Regions from separate parts of the Homo sapiens genome. Here region 1 is linked to region 2. The links are chromatin loops, found by intact Hi-C in ENCODE. Cell type or tissue: endothelial cell of umbilical vein. All regions are shown on one strand. Each heading gives the region's core, and the rest is flanking DNA. Links, peaks and the distances in the headings are about the cores only. Region 1 overlaps MTM1 (myotubularin 1). Region 2 holds the start of LOC124905223 (a long non-coding RNA gene).

Evidence for each region. A loop is a pair of places that touch in the nucleus more often than their neighbours do. Peaks named below come from ENCODE experiments on the same cell type or tissue, not always from the same donor. Only the 100,000 strongest peaks of a DNase experiment are listed, where the experiment ranks them.
Region 1: it touches region 2 in a loop (6-fold over the local background); 6 of 110 quality-filtered maps call a loop at or near these places.

What each region holds. Positions count from the first base shown.
Region 1 is chrX:150,579,476-150,591,855 of GRCh38, reverse strand. All of the region lies in intron 1 of MTM1 (myotubularin 1), which reads right to left. Among named protein-coding and RNA genes, the nearest start is that of MTM1, 17 kb to the right of the region's middle. In endothelial cell of umbilical vein, for the core only: a CTCF peak has its summit at 4,053 (motif pointing right); no DNase peak of the experiment used is centred there.
Region 2 is chrX:150,478,974-150,491,451 of GRCh38, reverse strand. The region is part of intron 5 of MAMLD1 (mastermind like domain containing 1); the gene reads right to left. It overlaps LOC124905223 (a long non-coding RNA gene), which reads right to left and starts at 8,954. Exons shown (of 2, transcript XR_007068346.1): 1 at 8,073-8,954; 2 at 1-6,492. In endothelial cell of umbilical vein, for the core only: a CTCF peak has its summit at 5,236 (motif pointing right); DNase peaks (open chromatin) are centred at 5,251 and 8,461.

The DNA.
Region 1 (12,380 bases), core at 94-8,093, 100 kb before region 2:
GAGGTAAACCACATCCAATTCAACAAGGTGACTGTGGATATTTATAAATATCTTTTTGCCAGGCTGTATTAAGAGCAACCAGACACACTAACAAAATCCAGCAATGGAGAACATTAACCCATTTATGCCGGAGGTTGCAAATTATTTTTGTGAAAAATCAGACCTTGGTGATGACCTTGAGCAGCAGGATGTAAATAACTCCCACAAGCTTAGCGTTCCAATAGTGGAACACTAGGCATAAATGGGTTAACACACCTTGGCACAAAATCTAGTGGGATTTAACAGCTTCACAGTACTGGCTACTGTCCTTAAGAAATAGTCAAGAAAGGTGACGAAGTCACAGAAAAAGACAGCCACCAGGATGAAGAGGTGGGGAGATGGCCAGATAGGGGCCATCTTACAAGGTTAGGACTGTCAGGATTCCCCCGTGAGAGTTCAACACTACAAGGCCAAGGCTTGTGTCTGTCTGGTTCGTGGCTGTATCCTGGCGCACACTGGAACTCACAACTATCTGGTGAATGATTATGCGGCAAATATACAATACTGTGAAATGTCATGATGGGGCAAACATGTATACTAGTTCACCAAATCCCAGAACACTGGAACTAGGCAACTACCACTGATGCTTGAAAATTAACAATTAGAGCAAAATACGTCTTTATAGAAAGAGATACTCAACTTAGAAGAGCTGAAACTACCTACAGGTAGCACAATGCAAAATTAAAAGTAACTTTTTAAAAAGATTAATGAATAACACTAAAATGAATTAAATTCAGACAAAATCGTAAAATATGCTTTGAAAAACCTTTCTAACCTTAAGTTCATGTCCAAGCAAAATAACCCATTATTCTCAGAGATAGCAGAATGGATGAGATGAACTATGGAGCAAGTCAGATGTATCTGCTCTGAAATTTTTCTATTGACAAAACAAGACTATATATTAGGGGCAGATTTTCTTCAGTAACAGATATAAAACTACCTTTTAGTATAGATACTTTAATATTTAAAATGCTTCACTAATGTAAGTCAACATTTTAAAACAAAAAGTTAAATTCTTACTATCAAGTCAGTAGAAAAAATCTAAAATCCTGGTTGTACAGTCAACTCAGTCAACGTCACCACCCTGTTTATTCATGGGCCATAAAAGAATGATGAGTCTTCCTGCTATTTCTGATTTTCATGAAAAAATTTCAATTTAAAATGAATATAAAGGACGAAATCCCTCATTTTCCCTTCATTTAACTGTTTTACTACAACTCACATACCATACAGTTCACCCTTTTCAAGTGTACAATTTAAAGGTTTTTAGTATATCCAAAGTTGTGCCACCCATCACCACAATCAATTTTAGAACACTTTTATCATCCCAAAGAGAAACCCCACCCCATACCCATTAGCAGTCACCCACCACTCCCAATCCTCCAGCAACCACGAATTTGCTATCCCTATAAATTTGCCCACTTTGGGAATTTCATATAAATGAAACCGAACAATATGCAGTCTTTATGTCTAAAGCTCTAATTTTTAGAGGAACACCAGACACTACTACTACTGTTAATAGTTGGATCAAGTATACATCCGAGAAATCCAAAGGTCCAGATAACATGTGCCAGTTCCACAATGAGGCTTACTTTAAAATCTCATCAGTGAGCCTCTCTTTGTTGAATGGTTTTGATTGATCCCTGAAGATTATAGAAGCTGGAACAGCATCATGCTGGTGTGCACAAATGTTGCAGCTGACTACATTCAAATTCCAACTCTGCAACTCACCATTTGACCTTGAGTAGGTTATTTAACTTCTCTGGGCTTTGGTTGCTATTACCCCCATTTTACATCAACATTATTAGGTGAAACAAATGAATTAATACATTCATGCAGGGCTTGGAACCACACAGTGTATCTGTTAACAAATTACTAGTATTTTTAAAATTTTTAATTTTTATGAGCACAAAAGGATAGCTAGTGAATGCCAATGTCTTAGCCAATTCTACAAATTAGTCCTGACCTTGGAAATACTAGGAGAAAAGTTAACTAATACAGGGATAGCGCATGGCTAGCAGCCACTCAGTTATAAAGTGCTTTTTGCTTAAAAAAAAAAAAAAAAAGACAATAATGACTCTAATAGGAAAATGGAAAGCAGTGTAGTACTTTGGAAAATGTACTAGACAGGTGTGTACAAGCCCTGGGCTGTCTCTAACTTACCAAGCAAAGAAAGCTCATCCATATCTTCGTGTATAAAATGACTATGTTAGTGTAAAGGCAGTTGGATGATAATTAGAAGCTATAGTGAAGTCTACAAAAATCAGCTACCCTTTTGGTTACAGAGTATTTCATCCCAAAGCCCTAACAATCAAGTTTTTTTATCCTTTTTATTTAAAAAACAAACAAAAAAATGTTGATTTTTGGCTACCTTGGCTTTAAAGCAAAAATTAAAAGTTGATTCCGTATATATATGTTAACTACAGCATTCTAACCAGAGGTAGACTTCTATCACTTTTGATCCCCCAAAATAACCTTTGAGATGATTTAAGCCCAACCCTCTCCTATTACAGAGGAGATGCGGGGGGCCTAGAGGGTGTGTGACAAGGTCCTGGAGTGACTTACTGGCAGGGACAACTCTAGCCTAGGTCTCCCTGCATTGCAGAGTCCCTTCTACCTACAGAAAAGTGCTTCTAAGTGGTCTCTGGAAGGAAACCAGGTTGCACGTGACTGGTCCCAATCTCAGTAGAACAGCTTGAGACTAAGAAACATAGTTAAGAGAACTCAACTCACCTAGCCAACCAACCTTTGGGGCCTCTAAGCCCCAAGAATTTTATGTTTTATTTATTTACAGCACCTGTAACAGTGCCTGGCACCCAAAAGATACTTAACAGGTATTTGTTAAATGAGTGAATGAACTGGGCAATTAAGGATTGGCCAAGGAACATAACAGTTGTTGGCAGTGTAATATTTCACTTAAGCCACAAGTTCATACAAACTCATGTTTGAAATGGTACGACAAGGCCTTGGCTGATCAGGATGGTCCAGGCAGGGTGGTTCTGGGCAGCAAATTTAAGTGTATATACTGTTATGTAGTTAACTGCAGGGTTAACTTGTACCCCTTTGAAACGATTTGCACTGAAAATAATTTGAGTAATGCTATCTTCCCTTATAGACTTTTCCATGAACATTTCAAATTAAGGTACAGCCGTCCCAGTACAGGGGGCTGGGATTGGTCAGTTGAATCTGTGGAGGCAGATACAAAAACCTCTTTCACCGCGCCCTTTTTCCAGACTAAGGAACTGTTTTTCCTTTTCTGTTGAATATGAAAAACAACAATACACAAACCTGAAGCACACATTAACTAAAAACATTAAAAAATGCATGCCATTTTAACGCTTATGTTAAGAATCTAAAAGCAGCAGAACTAGAAAATAATTTTGATCTCTGCCTCATAGGGCCTTTGCAAGCAAACTGTAAACACCACGGAGAGCTCTATTTCCCATCGTCACCTGAGTTGAGATCAATGGCCCTGAGTGGTTTTTCTGAACTTTTCTGTATACAAACAAAACAGTGACAAAGGTATGCAGCTTTTGTCTTTTGATGAGCCTTTAATGTGGTTTATGACTCTGTGTTGGCATTTACGTTAAGTTCAATCATGCTCTTTCTCTGGAAAGATGCTGCTTATGGAAACATACTGAGACTTAAAACTTGACTTCTAAAGTTTGTCAGAGAACAAGCAGCCTCTCCGTTCAGAATTCCAGGTCTTTCTAAGGTAGTTGTCCTTACTTAGAAGTCTGTTTTCAAAAAGATGCCAAATCTCTTTGGCAGTGGTGCTCAATACCATCAGACCCGAAACTCCCTTTTTATAAAACAAATTTCTGTAAAGTCCCCTTTGCTAGGCTGAAATGAAAACCATGGATATCCTCAATCTAAACATGATACAAAATCAATATACTGTACTAACTCCAATATAAAGGAGAAATAAAAGGACAGTGATTTATAATAAAATAATGTATTTTTCAATGAATTACACCATAACCAAAACATGCCCCCATTTCCAATTTGGCCTCTAGGGGGAGCGTCACCCCCAATGAGAACCATTCACAGAGTTCTGTACCTGGAGTGCCAGTAAACACAGGATTTACTATAAATTTATTCTGATTTTTTGCATTAAAGTAGCTTGGATTGTAGGCCACCTAGGATGCAAAAAAATGAAACATACCTTGAGACGTCCTCAACCAAATCACTGTGAACCAAGATAAATGTTCATATTCCAGCCATTTTGAGACCAGGTACACCATCAATTTAACACATATATTTGTTTATTTGGGGGGAAGAAGTGCTCAACTCACATGAAAATAAACTATGATCTGCAAAAGCAGAAGTTTGGTTCATTTTTATACATTTTCCTTTGAACAAGGGACTGACAAATTTTCCGTGTAAAGGGCCAGATACCCAGACATTTCTGTTGCAACTACTCAGTACTGCGTTGTAGCACTGAAGCAGCAATATGTAAATAAATGATGGGCTATATTCCAATAAAATTTTATTTACAAAAACAGGCTGTCACGCCCTGCATTAAGCTGTTAAAATAATTCCCATGTGAACCGTCTTCAGCCGAAGTACATAATAATCATATTCTCTTAAACTAAAAAACAAGCTATTAACCCCACCATTGAGAGCTTGTCAAAATGCCACTATGCGCCCACCTACAAAACAGTGTGATACAGTTGAAAAAAAGGAAGGGATTCTGTATTCAGACCAATTTGTGTCTCAGATCCCAATTCTCTCACTTAATTACTGCAGTTTCCAGTCTGTAAAATGGGTGTGACGCCAGCCCTCACAGTGCTGTCATGAGGAACAGGTAAAATTATAGCACAGCAGATGGCATAACAAAGATGCTCAAATACCAGTTCCCTTCCTCCTACCAGAGATGCTTTATGCTTTTTTTTTTTTTTTTGAGACAGAGTGTCACTCTGTCGCTCAGGCTGGAGTGCAGTGGTACCACCTCAGCTCACCGTAACCTCTGCCTCCTGGGTTTGAGTGATTCTCCTGCCTCAGCCTCCTGAGTAGCTGGGATTACAGATGTGCGCCACCATGCCCAGATAATTTTTGTATTTTTAGTAGCGACAGGATTTCGCCACGTTGGCCAGGCTGGTCTTGAACCCCTGACCTCAAGTGATCCGCCCACATCGGCCTCCTCCTGTGGTGCTAGGATTACAGGCATGAGCCACCACACCCAGCCCAGTGAACTCTTAAGTCATTCCCCAAACTGGTGCTAATATGTTAGGTTGGTTGTCCACAAAATATACCATATCCTTGATTGCCTAACCATTCTGCACACAGGTTTTCTAAGATGATCAATCTAACCTTGCCAAGACTCCAATCAGCCTTACAGTAGTTTACCTTCAAATATGCCTCCTTCCATTAAAAAAAGAAAACACTTGACTCCTAGCCCAGGGAATCTTTCTGTGAAATACTTAACATACAGATCTCATCTCATTACTTTCTATTCAGGCTCAGATATCTAAAAATAGGCTACAAATCTAACTATATTTACTCCAAAAAAGGATCCCCCAAGTAAGCGGTTTACTGTCCACATAGACACATGTAACAGAAGCATTAGAGCTTCTTGATTTGTCTTGGTCACTTCAAATCTTAGGGCTACAGTGTATTTGGTTTGATGATTCCTCTTTGAAAATTATATGATGCTATATAGTATTTCATTTAAAATCTCACTCTCTGTATAATTTTGATATTTACAATTCATTTTAAACATGATGATATACCTACCCCTATTTCTTTAAATGTTGCAAAGACCTTTGGCTAAAAATAATGTAATTCAGACTCAGTGGAGAATGCATTTTGAATCATTTTTTCCAGTGGCTAGTGATGGATTTGGGCTGATCTCTTCACCCTATTTCTTGGTCCCCTCACGACAAATGGCACATCTTCAAGACAGCTGATTGGCTTTAGTGGCATGAGCTGTGGCCATGGAACAGGGTAACTTTAGAAATTATTCATAAATTGAAAGTGATATGGTAAGTAAACTATTAGAAAAGTCAACTACTATCAGGTTATCTGTTTTTAATGTACAAAGGCTACCTAGCAATACTGCACACATTTAAACAGATCATTAAACTCACCAATGGATTTTTTAACAGTCAAATACCTGCCAGTAAACAAAGTTTTAAAATAGGAACAAGATCAAGTTCCCGTGCATCTGCCAATTCCAAAACTCATGAACCCAGCTGATCTGCTCAATGAAAAAAACTGCATTTTATTGAACTATTTTCCCCTGTGAGAACTATTCACAAAAAGTACATTTTAAATTTATAAGTAAACAGTAACTTATTTAGCAAAAGTTAAAACAGTAATTGTTGAAGAATAGAAACGTATAAATAGTTATAACTATGATAGTAACAAAGGTGCCAGATCAAAACATCTCCTTACTTTCCAAGAACCTTCTCAGGTCTGGGCTAAAGGACCCCAAAGAAAAGCCCAGGCATTGGGCATTACTGATGAAGATTCTTCTGAGCAGAATCAGTAGTGGAGGAGGGAGGAAAAAAGGAACTCTAGAGTGGATGTGCACAGTATCTAGAAAACTGAAGAGAGGAGAAAAGGTTGGAGATAACCTGCCATTTGAAACAATTCCTCTAGGTACTCTCATTTGAAGGCAGAAGCAGGGGCTTCGTTGGCATATGCTTTGTTGGCATTTACCTACTTCAAAACATGGAAAGCTTTTCCTGACCTCCCCCCACACACACATACACACACACACACTCTTTCTCTCTCTCTCTCTCTCTCTCTCCACTTCTCTGTACACCATACATATTTCTAATATAGTCAGCCCTCCACATCCAGGAGTTCCACATCTAGGGATTCAACCAACTGCGGATCAAAAATATTTGGGAAGAAACACAAAAAACAGTATGACAAAAAATAATACAAATACAAATAATACAAATAGAAAAATACTTCAAATACTAATTTTTATTTGTATTTACATAGCATTTCCATTGTATTAGGTATTATAAGTAATCTATAGAGGACTGAAAGTACACAGGAGGATATGCAAGGTTATATGCAAATACTATGCCATTTTATATCAAGGACTTGGGCCTCCAAGGATTTTGGTATCCTCGGGAGTCCTGGAACCAGTTTCCCGCAAATACCAAGGGACGATTGTATTTCATTTCTTACCCTGTACTTATGCCTTGATATTTTGTGTCCCGTCTCTTAGATTTCTAGAACTTCCTAAGGCCAAGGACCATGTTTTCCATTCTGGCACCAGCACAAAGCACAGTTTGGGTACTCAGTATTCCGTGAAGAAACAAATGTAGCATCACCCTCATAAACTTTCATGACTTTGGAGAAGTTAGTCATCAGTCATTAAAGGTACTCCAACCTACCTCCCTAGGGCTGATTTTTAGGTTTATAATTCCCTTGCATATCTTTAAAATTTTCCACATGTATACATCCCTAAATAATATGATTTTCCATGTTTCTGAAGTCTTATGTAAATGGAATCATTATATATTCTTCTGCCACTTGCTTTTCTCACATAGTGTTGAGAGAGTCATAAATGTTGATGCATATAGTTGTGTTCCACTCATTTTCACAGCTGCATAGCAGTCCACTGCTTTGCACTTGGTTTTTCCATTCTCCTCCCAGTGATCATTTGAGCTGTTTCCAGGTTTCAATTATAAACAGTGCTTTTATAAGCATCTTTGGAAACGTCTCCCATTCCTAGCATGCATATAAGAACCGTATTTTTGTGCCAGATTTTCATATATATATATGAAAATATATATTTGCTGCCATATATAAAAATATATTTGCTGCCAGATCAGGTATGGGAAATATATATTTAATATATATATTTAATATATTTTTAAAATATTTTTATATATTTAACATATATTTAATATATATATTTTAATTTAATATATATTTTATATTATATATATATATATCAAATATATATATATATTTAATATATATTTAATATATATTTTATATATTTGATATATATTTATATATATTTTGTATATTTAATATATATATTTAATATATATTTTATATATATTTTATATATTAAATATATATTAATTTAATATATATTAATTTATATATAATATATAATTTATATAATATATATAATTTATATATTTATAAATAATATATACAAATTATTTATATATAAATTATATATAATATATATAAATTATATATTATATATAAATTATATATAATATATATAAATTATATATTATATATAAATTATATATATTATATATAAATTATATATTATATATAAATTATGTATAATATATATAATTTATATATAATATATATAAATTATATATATTTATAATTTATATATAATATATATAATTTATATATATTTATAATTATATATAATATATATAATTTTTATATATTTATAATTATATATAATATAATATATATAATTTATATATATTATATTATATATAATATATATAATTTATATATATTTATAATTATATATAATATATATAATTTATATATATTTATAATTATATATAATATATATAATTTATATATATTTATAATTTATATATAATTTATATAAATTATATAAATTTATAATTTATATATAATTTATATAATTTTTATATATTTATAATTTATATATAATTTATATATATTTATAATTTATATAATATATATAATTTATATATATTTATAATTTATATAATATATAATTTACATAATTTATAATTTATATATAAATATATATAATTTAATATATATTTAAATATATAAATTATAAATTATATAAATTATATTTAAATATATAAATATGTATTTATATTTATATATTTAAATCAAAGTATCTGGAGAAGATGGATAATAGATGAAAACATAGGCAAATCCACCGTTTGAAATGAAATCCCAAGCTTGTCAACACTCTAATTCAAGCAGATGGGCAGTCTATTGGTGTCCTGGGGCTGCTGTAAAGAAGTCCCACAAACTGGATGGCCTAAAAGAACAGAAATAAATTCTCTCACAGTTCTGGAGGCCCAAAGTCCAAAATCAAGGTGTCAGCTAGGCCATGTGCCATCTGGAGCCTCTAGGGGAGAATGCTTCCTTGCCTCTCCCTAGCTTCTGGTGGTGGCTGCAATCCTTGGCATTCCTTGGCTTGCAGCTTCACCACTCCAATCTCTCTGCCTGTTGTCACATGGCTTTCTCCCTGTGTGTCTGTGTTTTCACATGGTGCTTTCCTCTTTCATAAGGACCCCAGTCATGCTGGATGAGGAGTCCACCCTACTCCAGTGCTGCATGACCTCATCTTAACTAACTACAACTGCAGTAACAAACAAGACCCCAGTCTGAGGAAATAGGGACTAGGGCTTCAGTATATCTTTTTAGGGGACACAATTCAACCCATAATAGGCAGGAGGTTGGCTACAGAAATTAACAATCTATAAAATGGTCATGTCAACATATGGTTACATTCAGAACAATTTCATTTGTCAATCTATCCATAAGCATTCAATGAATACCTATGAAATTAACTAGTACTGAAATAATAATATGGTTTTTTAGAAGAAATAATGAAATGACAACAAGCCAGTCATTCTGAGATACTCCTAACTCAGCATATATCATTATTTAAATCTTGTTTCCAAAGAGTTCACAATCAGTAACTATATAGTGGGCAGCTACTCTGGACCACAATGGAGAGTTCCCCCTCCCCTCAACCAAAAAAATTTGAGATATGTCTTCAAGGAGCTAAAAACTGAGTTGGGAAGATGACAAACAAATGTTTAGATAACAATAAAGATAATTAATATGTATAAAAAAGGTTAAATAGTAATAAAGACAATAACAGAGGTGATACAATTAAAGCAAAACAGAGTATCTGCTTATGCTAATGATCACGGCTTTCATTTACAGATCATCTACTACCTGTCAGACATTGTTCTAATCACAGATTAAGTCATTTAATCCCCACCAAAACCTTAAAAGGCAACTAGGTATTACTATCATCATATGACAACTGACAAACACAAGGAACAGGAAGGTTAAACAATTTGTCTGCTAATAACTGTCAAAGGTGGAACTGAAATCTAGGCAATCTGACCGGCCCTCTCATCCACTAACAGATAGATATCTGTCATTCTCATTCTCTCATAGATGATCATATTAAAATGAGGACATCATGCCTCCTGCTTGCACAGCTGGATAAAAAAAATCTTTTCGGAATTTCATCCACGTGATAAAATCTGATGGTCACAAAGAAGAACCCTAGACTTCACTTTAAAGATGAGTCAACAAATAGGCTTTTTCCCCTGAAATCCATGTCTGTGAGTCACTGAAACAGCACAACCCTTGATTGTCTACTATTTATTTGTATCCACTTAGTCTTTATTAAAACTATCTTTTAAAAGGAGAAAGTTTTTATTACTAGTGCACAAAACACCCCATGAGGTGCAACTATCATGTAATGAGGCATTTGTTAAAAAGCCTGTCAGATCATATATAGCTGAGTTATTCTTCAAAGTAGTCCCCTTTGATGGTGTACACAAATTCCAGCAATGTGGCCACTGTTCAAAGTATTCTTTGAATTATTCTTTTGAAACTGCCTTTGGAATTTAAAGCTACATAAGGTACCATCTCATGAACTTTAACCATATCTTAATTTTTAAACCAAAACCAATGCTCCATACAGCACCGGTGCCCATTCTATGTATTAATAGAGGTGATACAAAATGATTTTGGCCTAGAGCCTTTGAGGATATTTTTTTTAAAGGTGCGAGGATATTTTTTTAAAGGTGCCTGGTCTCTGAAGTCAATCCAAAGAAGAGTTCCAAAATACATTGAATAATTTGGATTTGGAACTTCCTGACCTTCCTCTACATGGGGCTTTTGGAACGCTGCCTAGGGTCTTTTGATTGTTGAGAATGTTGGGCTTGATACATCTTAATTAGTCCTAACTTGCAAGAGCAGGTTGACCTTGAAGGTTAGCAGAGATAAGCAGTAGGAGTAGCAGCTTGCCCAACAGGCAGTTTGCCATAGTAGAGAAGGAGTATGCAAAGGGAATCCCCAAAGATGGCTTAATTAGGATCCTGGGAGAATCAGAAGGAGAAAGACTTGCCATGACCTAGAGAGTATGGACAATAGTTATCTTCATACTTGGAGCAGTTACTTCTTCCAGTCACAAATACAAACAACCACGTATCCTTGTTACAGAAGAAGGTGAAAGGACTGAACGTACATATTTTTATAACTTGGCACTATTGGCAGACAAGGTTTCACAGATGGGGCAGAAATAACCTGAAAAAAAAAAAGGCAGAAATAAAAAAGGCAAGATGAAGAAGAACCAAAACCAGTGTTAAAAGAATGGCAAGGAAAGAGAGGATGAAGAAATTCCAGTTCTAAAATAATGATACATGTGAATCTCGCAGAGAAGATCTATGTCTTTTGAAGGAGCAGTATATGCTGCTCCACAAAGAATTCCCAAGATCCAGATGGAAATTCTGTTATCGACACTAGGAGGAAAAGCTGGGTAGTGGTGGTTAAGAATGGGTATAAATGTGGTGATATGTATAGTCAGTAAGACTATTCATGAGGTGTGCTATCTTCCTGAAGATTGTATCTGAGACGTGGCTTCTATTAACGTAATTCAACATCTATCCATGATTTTTAAAAACACCCTCAGGAAATCAGGAATTGTCAAGGGCACCTATGAAAAACCTTCAGCTGACATCACACTTAGAAAGCATTTCTTCTTTCACCAATAAGAGTGGGAACAAGGCAAGGACGGTCACTCTTATCACTTGTATTTAACATCTTTTAGAGCTTCTAGCAAGTTCAAAACACATAACATATTGGAAAAAAGAAGTAAAACTGTATTTACAGACAACATAATCATGTATGCAAAAAAAATCCTAAGAATACTACAAAAAAACTACTAGAATAAGTAAATTTAGTAAGGCTGCATAAAACACAAAGCCAATATAAAAATTAATTATATTTGTATTGTTAGCAATGAACATATGAACACTGAAATATAAAAATACTGGCCCAGTGCTATAGTTCATGCCTGAAATCTCAGCACTTTGGGAGGCTGAGGCAGGAGGACTACTTGAGCCCAGGAAGTTGAGACCAGCCTGGGCAATACAGCAAGACCCTATCTCTACAAAACATAAAAAAAAAAAATTAGCTGGGCATGGGGGCATGCACCTGTAGTCTTCAGCTACTTGAGAGGCTGAGGAGGGAGGATCACTTTAGCCCAGGAGGTTGAGGCTACAGTGAGCCACCATCATGCCACTGCACTCCAGCTTAGGTAACAGAACAAGACCCTGTCTCAAAAAACTTTATTTTAAAAATGTCATTTGCAATACCAA
Region 2 (12,478 bases), core at 1,664-9,663:
AGAATTTGGAGGGCACTCCCATCCACTTACAACAAAAAGCCCATCCACTGTGCTTGGCAGTAGGTGATCTGAGAACCAATGGAACCAGGTTAATCCTGTGGCACTGTTGAGTGAGGAGAGCAGTGGCGGGCACTGGAAAATATCAGAGACAAGGCAGGAGACCTGAAATCTAGGCTTAGCTCCTCATATACTTGGCAGCTGTATGACCTCAGACAACCAGTGTTACCTCTCTAAGCCTCAGTTTCCTCATGCAAAAGGAGGGGGAATAACAACGGAGCCCACTGCTTGGGGGTGTTGTGAGGACAGGATGAAAAAACAAACAGAAATCCCTCAGTACAGGATTCAGTGCAGTGGACAGTCTTGCAAGGTCCGGTTCAGCCCTCCACCCCTACCCTCACCAGTATAAAGAACTCTGGCCTACAAGTCAGATGACCTGAGTTTTAATCTCAGCTTTGCCATTAGCCGTGTGAACTTGAGAAAGTCCCTTTCCTTTTTACATCTATTGAGATGATCATGCATTTTTTGTCCTTTACTCTGTTAATATAGTGTGTTACATTGATTGCTTTTCATAGACTGAACCAGCCTTGTATTCCAGGGATAAATCTCACTTGGTCATGGTGTATAATCCTTTATACAAATGTTGCTGGGTTGAGTTTGCTAGTATTTTGTTGAAGATTTTTATGTCTTGATTCATAAGGAATATTGGTGTACCTTCCCCTTTTATGGCCACAGTTTCCCTACAATGATGTAGTCGAACTAGACAACCTCCAATATCTTTCAGTATTCATGTCCTCTGATTCTGTGAAACTAAGAAAATTAAGAAATAGTGATTCATAGGCACAAGGCAGGCAAAACTTAGACTCCTTGTAGAATAATTAGGAAGCCAAATATTCAGTGTGCTTATTTCTCAAATAACCTTAGTTTCTCCAGTCTGCCCCAACTCCGAGGCCTGAATATCTCTAGATGCTTATGATGGCAACTAAAGCCTAAAAGCTAATTCATTTTAAAGTTCTTCCAAATGCATAGGGTTTTATTTTTCCAGACCTGGGTTCAGATGGGGAATTTGACAAACAATGGAAAGGGGGAAAAACAACAATCTAAACACTGAGTGACAAAGTAACAAAGAAATAGTCTAGCTATCAGCCAGTCAAGCCAGCCTTGGCTTTGTTATCCAAAGTAGTCAGTCTAATTCTACCACCAGTTTCTGTTCCTGTAGCTGTCTACTGCCTGCCAGGGACTCTGCCTTCCCACCCACAACTACCAATGGAAGGATGTGGTGACCATACCAGTGGCTGCTGACATCTCCTGCCATGGGAAACATAATTGCCTCCAGCAGCCTCCCCCTTAGATCCATCATTTTTGCTGCACTTGGCCTGGGCTGTACTCCCGGCCAATGACTGAACATGGTGAGCATAGTAATGCAGGCCCATTTCTGTGAGGAGCAGGACTCCTCCAGTAGGTGACTTTGGCTCAAGGACTCTCTATTGGCCTGGTTGAACTTTTCCTGAACTGTGCTACTGTCTGAGACTCTTCTTACCCAATCCTCTTTCTCGCCCCAATTGTCACAGACCACCTGCATTGTGGTCTGAGTCTCTCCCCACCTTCTCTTGCTCTTCCCTGTTTATCTTTCACAGGCATTTCCCCCAGTACATTCCTTGAATGTCTAACCCGATACGGGTGCCTGACTTTTGGCAGACCTAAGCAGACAAAAAGGAGTACTTGGTTACCTAGCTCTTCTTTCTACCACAAACATCGAGGGAACCCTTTTTCCCTCACCCCTCTGCCACACCCCCACTGCCCCAGTGAACAACCACAGAGAGAGCTGTGGTATAATATTAGGCTGGTGCAAAAGTAATTGCGGTTTTTGCCATTACTTTTAATGGTAAAAACCGCAATTACTTTTGCACCTACCTAGTATTTGTGTCCCCCCAAATTCATATGTTGAAACCTAACCCACAATATGATGTCATTAGGAGGCAAGACCTTGAGGAGGTGATTAGATGATGGGGTGGAGCTCTCCTGAATGAGATTAGTGCCCTTATAAGAAGAAGCCCAAGGAAGCTACCTTGACTCTTCCATCACATGAGAATGCAGCAAGAAGGCACCATCTACTAATCAGGAAGAGAGCTCTCACCAGACACTGAATCTGCCAGTGTCTTGATCTTGAAGTTCCCAGCCTCCAGAACTATGCATAATGCATTTCCATTGTCTCTAAGCCACCCAGCCTATGGTATTTTGTCATAGCAGCCTGAACTGACTAAGACAGTGAGCCACATGAGAAGTGCCCCAACCCCTCCCTTAAGCACTTGGCTCACAGATCAGTGGGTTCATTTCTGCCTGAGTTTTATTGTTATTCTGTAGATTTCTTGGGCTAGATATATTTTTCTGTTATTTTCCTTCTTCACCTCAGTCATGAATTGGTTGTTTTAAAAAAGACAATGTAAGTCATGGGGAAACTCCTGACAACTCTACTCTCCTAGGGTTCCTGATAAAAGGGGATTCAGTTGAGTCCTCTGATGGTCTCTACCTGCCAAAGTCCAGCAGCCCTTAGCAAACATGCTGCTCGTTTCTGTAGAGAAGGTGCTGGTGTCCCACCATACTTCTCTCTCCCTCATGAAGGGCTTGCGACCCAGCAAATGGGTGGCTTATATGGGTCTGTTTCAAAGGAAGAGCCAGCTCTGGGAAGAAAAACGATGAGCATAAGCATAACCTACCACTGTGCCTGGGAAAGCAGACAACTTTTTTGATGTGTGAATATCTAATGAGAATGGAATCCATCAATTACCTTAAACTTAGGCACAGTCTTCAAATTCAATATATGTGGGATATACTTTTAGTCAGTTTGTAGACGTTATTTGTAATAAATAATCTGGCTTCTCTAAAGAAATTATTTTAAGTGTTTGGTTTGGTTTGATTTAATGGTAAAATTATATTTAGTGGCAGAGAATTATAGCAATGGTGATAAACTATAGAGTGTCATAAGTTCATATCTTATTCTCACATTTGAAGCTGCCTGCAGATGCATTCAAGATGCAGCCAGAAGTCAGGAGACTCAGGCTGTTATTTGGAGCTCATCATTTTACAGCCTTGCTGGACTCCCACTTTCTCAGGGGAAAAATGTGGTGTTGACCCAGATTAGCTCTCCAGGCCCTGCTGAGTTGGGCACTCTGTAAGCTGGAGGGTCTTCTATTGTCTTCACCTAAGTGTCAATCAACAACCCAAATGGGCATGGGGGAAGAGGGAGCTGGGCCAATGCCCAGGGTGCCTGGTAGAGAGATACCTTGGGCACTGGAAGGCACCAGCTTCCCAGAGAGAAGGGGGAGGGCCATGAAAAAGTTGGCTGTAGATGCCAGGGACACTGGGACTCTCCAGCTGTGTGTTTGTGTCTTCTGAAGACTTATGTTTCATTCCTTTGGAGCATGCATAATCATACACTGTGGGATGTGTTATATAGATTGCTTGATAGTTCACCACTGTAATAAAATACTGTGACTGGAATCTGCTCCCAGTCTGCCTTTGATAGCACTTGTGCAACACACATTTACTGAGCATTTACAGTGATCCAGGACCTGTGTTGTGAAAACATTGATGGACAAGGCAGATGGTGGAGCACGTCAGTGAGGATTTTTAACAAAGGCTGGTAAGTGCTATAAAGGAACATTGTAGGACACTAGAGAACAAAGAACAGGAGAACCTGACTTAGGCTGGGGTGGGGCGTTGGTTAGAGGAGGCTCCTTGGAGGACATGAGGTTTAAGCTGTGACCTGAGGATGAATAGATGTTGGCCAGGTGAGGGGCCCTGGGGAAGAAAGTTGGCAAAATTCCTAAACCAACTTGATCTATGTCACAGCTTCACCCAGTGCTACTCCTATTCTAAGACCCAATGAATACCCGGGTCACATAGGGAGAATGCTTGCAAAATGTTGGATGTCCTTGGGAAAAGAGCTGCTTTCTGCAGTCACGTGGAATCATCCCACAGACCGCTGTGCTGTAGTAGATGGGGTTGGGGAGGATGGGAAAGCCTTTATCTTTCTGTTTCTAATTTCTTCAATTCCAGAAAATTTACTTTCCTGAAGCTGTAAGGTGTCCTTCATTTTCAGCCTCAATTGTTGAAAATTAGATTACAAACCAAAGCAGGAATTCCATGATATGTTTTTAAGTTGTTCACACAGTAGAGTTGGGTGTGTCCCATTTATAAAACAATCCATCATAAGTCAGTATAGAGCAGAAGAGATAGCTAAGAAAAATCCCTGAGTCCTAAATGTCAGAATCAGAAGGGCCCATAAGGATAATCTAAATCAGAGGTTCTCAAAGTGGAAGGGCAGGGGTGTCCTTGTACTAGCAGCAGCAGCAGCAGCAGCAGCCCCTGGAAATCTATTACAAATGCAAATTCCAGGGCCCCACCTGTATCTGTGGAGTCAGAAACTCTGGGGATGGAACCCAGTAATCTGCATTTTAACAAGCTCTCCAGGCCACATTCCAATGTGAGAACCACTAATTTAATCCAATCCTCTCATTATACAGAATAGGAAACTGAGTCTGACCCCTGGTCAAGCCTTGCTACTGCTGTCCAGCAGGATGTGATATGGATGATGGATCAGTGACCACCGTGTGCTGCTTTCCAACTTCCTCTTTCCCAATTGAAATTTTTTTTTCTTTTTATTGCACTCTTACTTTCTATGCCAAGGTGAGCATGGTGACCAGTGGTCCCTGAAACATGAAGAGCTATATACTGACCAAATTCAGAGGATGACACATCACCTAGGGTTTCCGGATTGGAGTTGGATCCCTTTGGGAAAGGGGTAAATAGGTTTTCCCTAAGTGTGGGCATTTTGGGAGGTGTATGCGTGGGAAGGAAGGTGTGTATGAATGAGGATGGCCAAGAGATTGATTGCAACAAATACTGTTGGTTGCCAGCACTAAGTCTTCCTTCTCTTGACACCTTTCCCCATTTTCATTTAGGCAGCTTCGTTTGGCCCATACCACCTCTGTGCTTAGGAGGAACCTGGCTCCACACAAGGTTCTAGCGGGGGACACAGCTGACATGAAGCAGCACAGTAGGCTAGTAGGCGTTGGATCCATTCAGACTAAAAAGCATGAAATCTGGGGGGGCTTCTGGGAAAGAAGCTTCCTGGCTCTTCTGACAGAGATTCTAGAAGCCATTCTCCTGCTCTCTGAATGGGGCAGGAGGAAATTTGTAGCCTCTGGAGTTGCTGGCACTATCTTGTGCCCACAAGGGGGAGCCAGCCTTAGGATGAGGCTCATGCCACTGAAGGCAGAGTAGACAGCCAGAAAGAAACAGCATCTTTGATGACACTGAGGAACTGTTGATTCAAACCAACCCTGAAGTCCACCCAACCGCTGGACTTTAACTTTCAGGAATCAGTAAGTCCCCTTTATTGTTTAAGCCAGTGTGAACTGCGCTGTCTGCTAATTGGGACTGAAAACATCCCAACTGATAATCTGGCCTGGCCTCTCAGACCCCTGAGTTCATGAGGTCTGCTTTACACAGCCAGCCTCATATTAAAAAACACCCGATTTTTAATGATGAAGCTTGGGGCCTGCTGAACCCTGCTCAGCCTTGAGTCATGTTCTTTTATCTACTGACCAATTCATTTACAGAGACAAATCTAACACACCTGAACCATCTGTACAATGCACTCTAGCAAATACATTCAGTATGGATCAAATATCACAATCCTGGGCTCTTCATTCAGATCTCAAGTGTGGTACTCAAGATCTTCAATATGCATTAGTTGAATGTGATACACATTTTAGATACAATAGTCTAGCTTAATAACATTAAGAATTTCTGGGTCATATTCAATTCTGATGCAAACTAGAATATGTACTTTGTGGGTTTCTGTGAAGAAAATAATTGATGATTTAAAATGGGATTCATCTATAGAAAAGAAGCAATGCTAGCTCATAAAAGCAATTATTGGCATCAAACTCCTGAATTTTTAAATCCCTTAAAAAGTCCAAGAGCATACCAGAAAGTCAAGATTTGGTTTCAAAGGTAATAACTGTAAACAAAAAAATTAAAAGCCCGTAAAAGGTGTTGCTGGGTAGGATTGTGATGGCTCTAGAAACAATTGTGAGAGCTCATTCTCTTTCTCAATTCCTAGTCTAATATTATTTGAAAAACTTTATATAATGAGAGAGTGAGAAATAGACATAAATCAAGTTCAGGGTTACAGAGCAATGCTTAGCCTTCAGGAACCTCTTCTCTGGGGGAAATTTCTGAGCTGGAGTTGGCTTGGACAATGAGCTCGGGCAGGACAGATGGGGGATGTGGCTGCTACCCTTGCAAGTGGGATGTAGGGGAGCAGGAATAAAGTAGATTGTTTGGAAAAGAGGAGCTTTCCTCTCTACTGGGACAAATGTACGTGGAGCATTTGATCAGTTTAGCAGAGCCTTACTTACCCAGAGGCCCTCACTCCAGTGCTCTGTGATGAGTTCAGAGGCCAGCAGCCAAGATAGGGGCAAAGAACTGGGGGAAGGAGGGAGAGTTAGTGGGAACATCACAGTTGTCTTCAAATCTCTAAAGGGCTCTTAAACCTTGGGGGGTCATATTGTACTAGAATGTTGATGAACCTCAAGATTTGTAATTTGTCTCAAAAGTGGGGCATGGAGAAGGATTCTAAACTCTAAACTGGATGTCAATCTAGCTCTGACAAATCACAATGCAGACTTTTTGTTTGCAGCAGGGACTTGGTGAAGTCTTTTAAGTTCCTGAGACCACGTTGTCATTCAGAAAGCCAACTTAAACAATTTTATTAATGAATGAGTCCTCGGTTGTAATCTTGCCTCTTGCAGTGCAGAATAACTACACGGCTTGGAAGAGTGGTTCTGCCCACCAGCTGCTGTGGAACAAGCTGGGCAGAATAGATCTACATGATTCCAGATCTATATGAATGCACAGGGAATTGACATGGTCAAGGCCATTGCCAGAGGCTGCTCTTTCAACCCCATTCTGCTGCTTTGATCTGTATCAATCTTGAACTAGGGCAATTCATAGAGCATAAGGGAGTCAGGAGACCTTTCTGGGTAGGTGGGTGGGGAAAGGGCCTCCTTGTGATGTAATTATTCTGCCAAAGCAGACATTTCCAAATTAAAAGTCAACAAAGCAAACAAAAGAATAAAAGAAATGATTAAAATGGCTATCAAAATGATAAGAACAAATAAAAACAAAAACCTAAAAAGATAATTCTCACAAAGAATGTAGAATCTGTGCTTATGAACTAGTAAAATAAACCTCTTTTTTTTGGTTTAAACCAGTAGTGGGAGCTTGTTCATATACTATCAAGTATTTTTATAAGTCACATTTAAGCCTACCAGGAGAACATATGCTTAACAGCCTTCCAAAAACGTTCACTTTATACTGTGCTAGTCATAAAGAAATAGCAGAGTTACAAACACACTGTGTGTAAGTGAAGACCACTCACTGCTCTCAGAACTGACCAAAATCGATTGGCTTATGTTAGGAATATCAGCACCACCCCAAAGTGGTATGAATGAATCTTAATCAGGGAAAAGTAATAAAATGAGTGGCCTGAATTTCGAAACTAGCTGTTTTTGGCTTTTCTTACCATGTGAAGCTGTCACTGTGGTATGTGAAATGGCAGCCAGAAGTTTTGTTTTGTCCTTGTAAATTGCATTAAATGACGACAACAACAACAACAGCAGAAACAACAGAACCACCAGGACAAATTACCACTGGCGGTATAAAATTGTGTACTTGTTGGAAGTTGAAGAAATCACATGTTTTCAGACATTGCACAAGTGCTATAGAAGGATAAGGAGCTTAACTGGACCAGAGAAATGCATCATGGTCAGTGGGTAAATGGGCCCTACATGCAGATGCAAAGTTCTCCTTTCTGCCCAGTGCAAGAATATGGGTTCATCGGCCTCCAAGCCTTGAAGACTGAGAGTGTCTATCAATACTTCCTCTAAAATGCTCAAAACAGTTTCCAAAACTTAGCATTCCGCAATGGCTAGCAGATACAGCTCATTCATTGGTTCATTCCCCTCTATATTCTACTCATTCATTCCAAGGATCATTCAGCTTACATTACAGAGCTAGCGAAGACGTCTTCCTATGCCTGAGGAGTTTACTACCAAGTGGAGAAGCAGACAAGTCACAAAGAACTCTGATGAAGAAGTGGACATCACCACACCCTGAAAGGCAGAAACCAGAGATCTTGTGAGCTGGAGCATGAGCAGGGACACAATGACCAGGTGTGAACTTTCTAAAAGTCATTTTGGCATTGGTCAGAGGTGTCCTACTTTGTGTACCAGTGTCAAGGCCTTAGGAGCTGGTTCTCCCTGTAGTTGAGAACCGTAACCTTTTTCAGAACTCTATTCCAAGGCCTAGCACTTGCTCTAGAGTGACAGTTTGCACAGAAAGCCAGTCAGAGATGGCGAGTCACTAGCAGCATTCTGTCGGCTCCTGTATTACTCAGCAAACTGTGAGTCATCCCGGTGTTTCCAGACTTGCAGATATACCAGAGAGCTAATGAAGCAAGTGGGTTTCTCATCTCATTCAGAAGCAGAGATAATGTCCGTTCTTGTTTACAGTCACTTCTTTGTTTCCCCCACCTACGTATTATCATTTCTCCAAAATGTCAAGAGAGGGACAGCCATTATGCTCAATTTTCCAGGAAAGTTATTTCTGGTTATGCCTGTGCATTTAACAAACATGCACCTCAGTAAGACATACAAAAAACCCAGATGGCCCATACAACATGATGAGTGGATGTGCAGTAAATACTGCTCTTACCAGGGATGGAAAATGAGCAGTTCAGCTTGCTGCTTCTTTTAGATTGTACACTAATATTATTGCAAAAGAAAAGACTGCTTTTGATTAGGAGAGGACTAGCAAGTGTTTTAAAATTGCAGCCTTTACTTTTTCATTGTGGTAAAAATATGTATAAAATGTACCATTTTAACAATTTTTAAGTGTGCAATTCAGTGGCATTAAGTGCACTCACAGTGTTGTGCAACTATCACCACCATCCATCTCCAGAACTTTTTCATTTTCCTGTACTGAAACTCTGTCCCCATTAAACATGCACTCCTAATTTCCTCCCTCCCCTAGCCCCTGTCACTCACAGTTCTATCTGCCTTTCTCCATGAATTGGACTACTCTAGGGACCTCACATGAGTGGAATGATACAATATTTGTCCTTTGGTGGCTGGCTTGTTTCACTTAGCTTAATGCCTTCAGTGATCATCCATGTTATAGCACATGTCAGAATTTCCTTCCTTTTTAAGGCTGAATAATATTCTATTGTATGGGCATGCTGCATTTTTTTAATTTATTTACCAGCTGATGGACATTTGGGTTGTCTCTCTCTTTTGACTATTGTGAACAAAACTGCTATGAACAGATAACTGGTTGAGCCCCTGCTTTCAATTCTTTCTTTCTTTCTTTCTTTCTTTCTTTCTTTCTTTCTTTCTTTCTTTCTTTCTTTCTTTCTTTCTTTTTTCTTTCTTTCTTTCTTTTTTCTTTCTTTCTTACTTTCTCTGTCTCTGTCTCTGTCTCTCTTTCTTTCTTTCTTTCTCTCTTTCTTTTTCTTTCTTTCTTTCTCTCTTTCTTTCTTTCTTTTTTTTTATTTTTTGAGATGGGGTCTCTCTATGTCACCCAGGCTGGAGTGCAGGGCAGTGATCACAGCTCACTGCAGCTTCAACCTCCTGGTCTCAAGCAATCCTCCCACCTCAGCCTCCGGAGTAGCTGAAACTGCAGGCAACGCCACCATGCCTGGTTAATTTTTGTAATTTTTTGTAAAGGTGGGATCTCACTATGTTGCCCAGGCTGGCATTGAACTCCTGGCCTCAAGCGATCCTCCCACCTCGGCTTCTCAAAGTGCTGCGATTACAGGTGTGAGCCACTGTGTCCAGCCTTGCTTTCGATTCTTTTAGGCATATACCCAGAAGTGGAATCACTGGATCATACGGTATTTCTCTGTGTAATTTTTTGAGGAACTGCCGTACTTTTTTCCACAGTGGCTGCACTATTTCACATTCCCACCAACAATGCACAAGGGTTCCAATTTCTCCACATCCTCACCATCACTTGTTATTTTCTCTCTCTGTGTGTATGTGTTTATAATAACCATCCCAATGGGTGTCAACATTTTGGTGTTTGAAGATGTGAAACTAGAAAGCTATAGTGGAGTGCATTGTCTGTTCACATTTTCCAGAGCTCATCTTTGAAAGGATTGCCAGATAAAGGGAAAGGGTCATGGAATCATTCCCAGTTATTCCCACTCAGGGATGGGTGAGGGCCTCCCACATCGTTCAAAGCTTTGTCACATGGAAATAAATGATCATTAATCACAATTGCAAATGAGTAGTCCACCTTCATCTGTTGGTCTGCTGAGCCAGCTGGCTTTGGCAAATTCTCTTCATGGGCCACCCCGACATGGGCCTGCAGAAGAATATGTGTCTCCACAGCTACGCTCACCTCCTCTGCTCAAAACTGGAAGATGGCCGGATTTGGTAGCATGCTACAGGGGAAAAAGCTGGCCGGAACCTGAGCCTTTAGCTGCAAACTGAAAGCTCCCACAAGCAAAGCAAGAGGTGGGATAATTCCTAGTGAGGTACAGCTATCCATCTTTCAGGCCCTGAAGGCCACCTTTAGCCCAGGACTATATATATAATGTCCTGGAGCACCCACTTTTATTTTTCCTGTGCACCTAGCTCCAATAACCCAGCCAAGGCCTGTGGCTCTGTGCTTTTCGTCTGTGTGAGTCCTAGCTGCACGTTACCAAGAAACTTGGTTCACATGGGGTAAAGGAGAAAACATCGAAGAAATGGATGAATGCTGACTCTTTATTCCACTCTCTATCTTAGAAACTGTTGCTGAGATGAGAGTTAAGAGTCAGCTGTCTGAAGACACCTGCAGAGGTGAGCCTGTGGGTGAGGTGGGGTGATCTCTTTGGGCCTTTCTGCTGCTTTTGGCTTTCAACAACCTTACTGCTTTGGATGGGTGCAGCCGGCATGATAAACACTCATCTAGCAAAAAACACAACATGATAAAACAAACAAAAGCAGTGTTTGTCATTGTAGGCAAAATAACAAAATCAGATAAAATCCCAGACTGTTTCAACTCCTTAGGAAAAAGCAGAAACTTTCTTTTGGATCTGGGAGCAGGGTGCTTTAAATGTAACCAGCATTCTACCCTCTGCTATCCCCTTCAAGCTAAAAAGCAGCCAGGTCAGGCCCCACATAGTTGTTTTACAGGGCAGGCCCAGATCGTGGGATTTGTCAATCCCTAAGGGACAGAACAGGCTAAAAGTACAAATAGACTCGGGAAAGGATTCCATAAATCCACGATATGGGACCATGAGTGGATCTGAGAGTCAGAAGCTGGAAGTGAGAGTCAGAAGTGGATCTGAGAGTCAGAAGCACAGGATGGGGAGGGGAGGGTGCAGTCCAGCCCTCTGAGTACTCATCCTTTGCTCACCTGGATGGAAGGGTCACGTCTTTGATTCCCCTTGGCGCTCTGCACCATCCACTCCTGCACTCAGTGACAGTGCTGGCTGTAGGTGTTAGGGCCACAGCTGAATGGAGCAAGTCTACCGTGAGTTTCATCTGCTCTAGATCTTGTTTACATTTTGCGAACTTTTCACCTGGGGACATAGTAGTAGTAGAGCGACAGCACTTCTCTTTCATGTTTGTTGTGTGCGCAAAACTGGACTGCTCGCTCCATATGGTGTTCTGTGTTTTGGGTTTGTAGGTATTCATAAGGAGATACAGCTTAAAGCAGCACGACACAATGATTTATTTCTGTCCTCTTACGTTCTTTGAAAAGCGCAATGAGATTCCTTGCCTTGCTTTACAGTGACAAATAAGTAGGTTGTCTTAATTAACTTAGCATAAAATAATTTGTGCACTTCATTTTTAAAAGGGCTCATTTTGGGTGTCCTAACTTCAGCAAGTTTCCTTGTTTCTCTTCAGATATGTTAAGACAAAACAAACAAAAAACAAAACAAAAAACTTGACAGGAGGTTTCTGAAAATGATTGCCTCTTCAGCTTTCATAAGCCAGTTACTAAGCAATGAAAAAAATTGTATCTATTGATCTCTACTACTGATGCATCTTAAGTAGGCGGCCTTGTGCATCCCCGTAAGTTTTGGGGTTGACCACACTAACTGATGGCTCATTCCTCCAGGGGAACAATGTAAAGTCACCTTCATTTGAAAGTGTCGTCTCACTTATTCTTTAACTTTTAATAGAAAAAAAATGTTGACATTTAAAAGGTTAGCATTTAACAAGCAGCTCATTTTAAATTTCCGCTTTTTGAAAAAGAAAAATAGCTTTGAGGTGGAGGATCACTAATGGCCCTTAGAAACCGAAAAAGAAACTGAAAAAAAAACTTTTTTTTGATTCTTGGTAAGATTAATACCAAGTTCTAAGCCTGTGTTTCCCAAATTCAACAGCCCATGTGGTTTCATTTCCTGGCAATTTAGAGA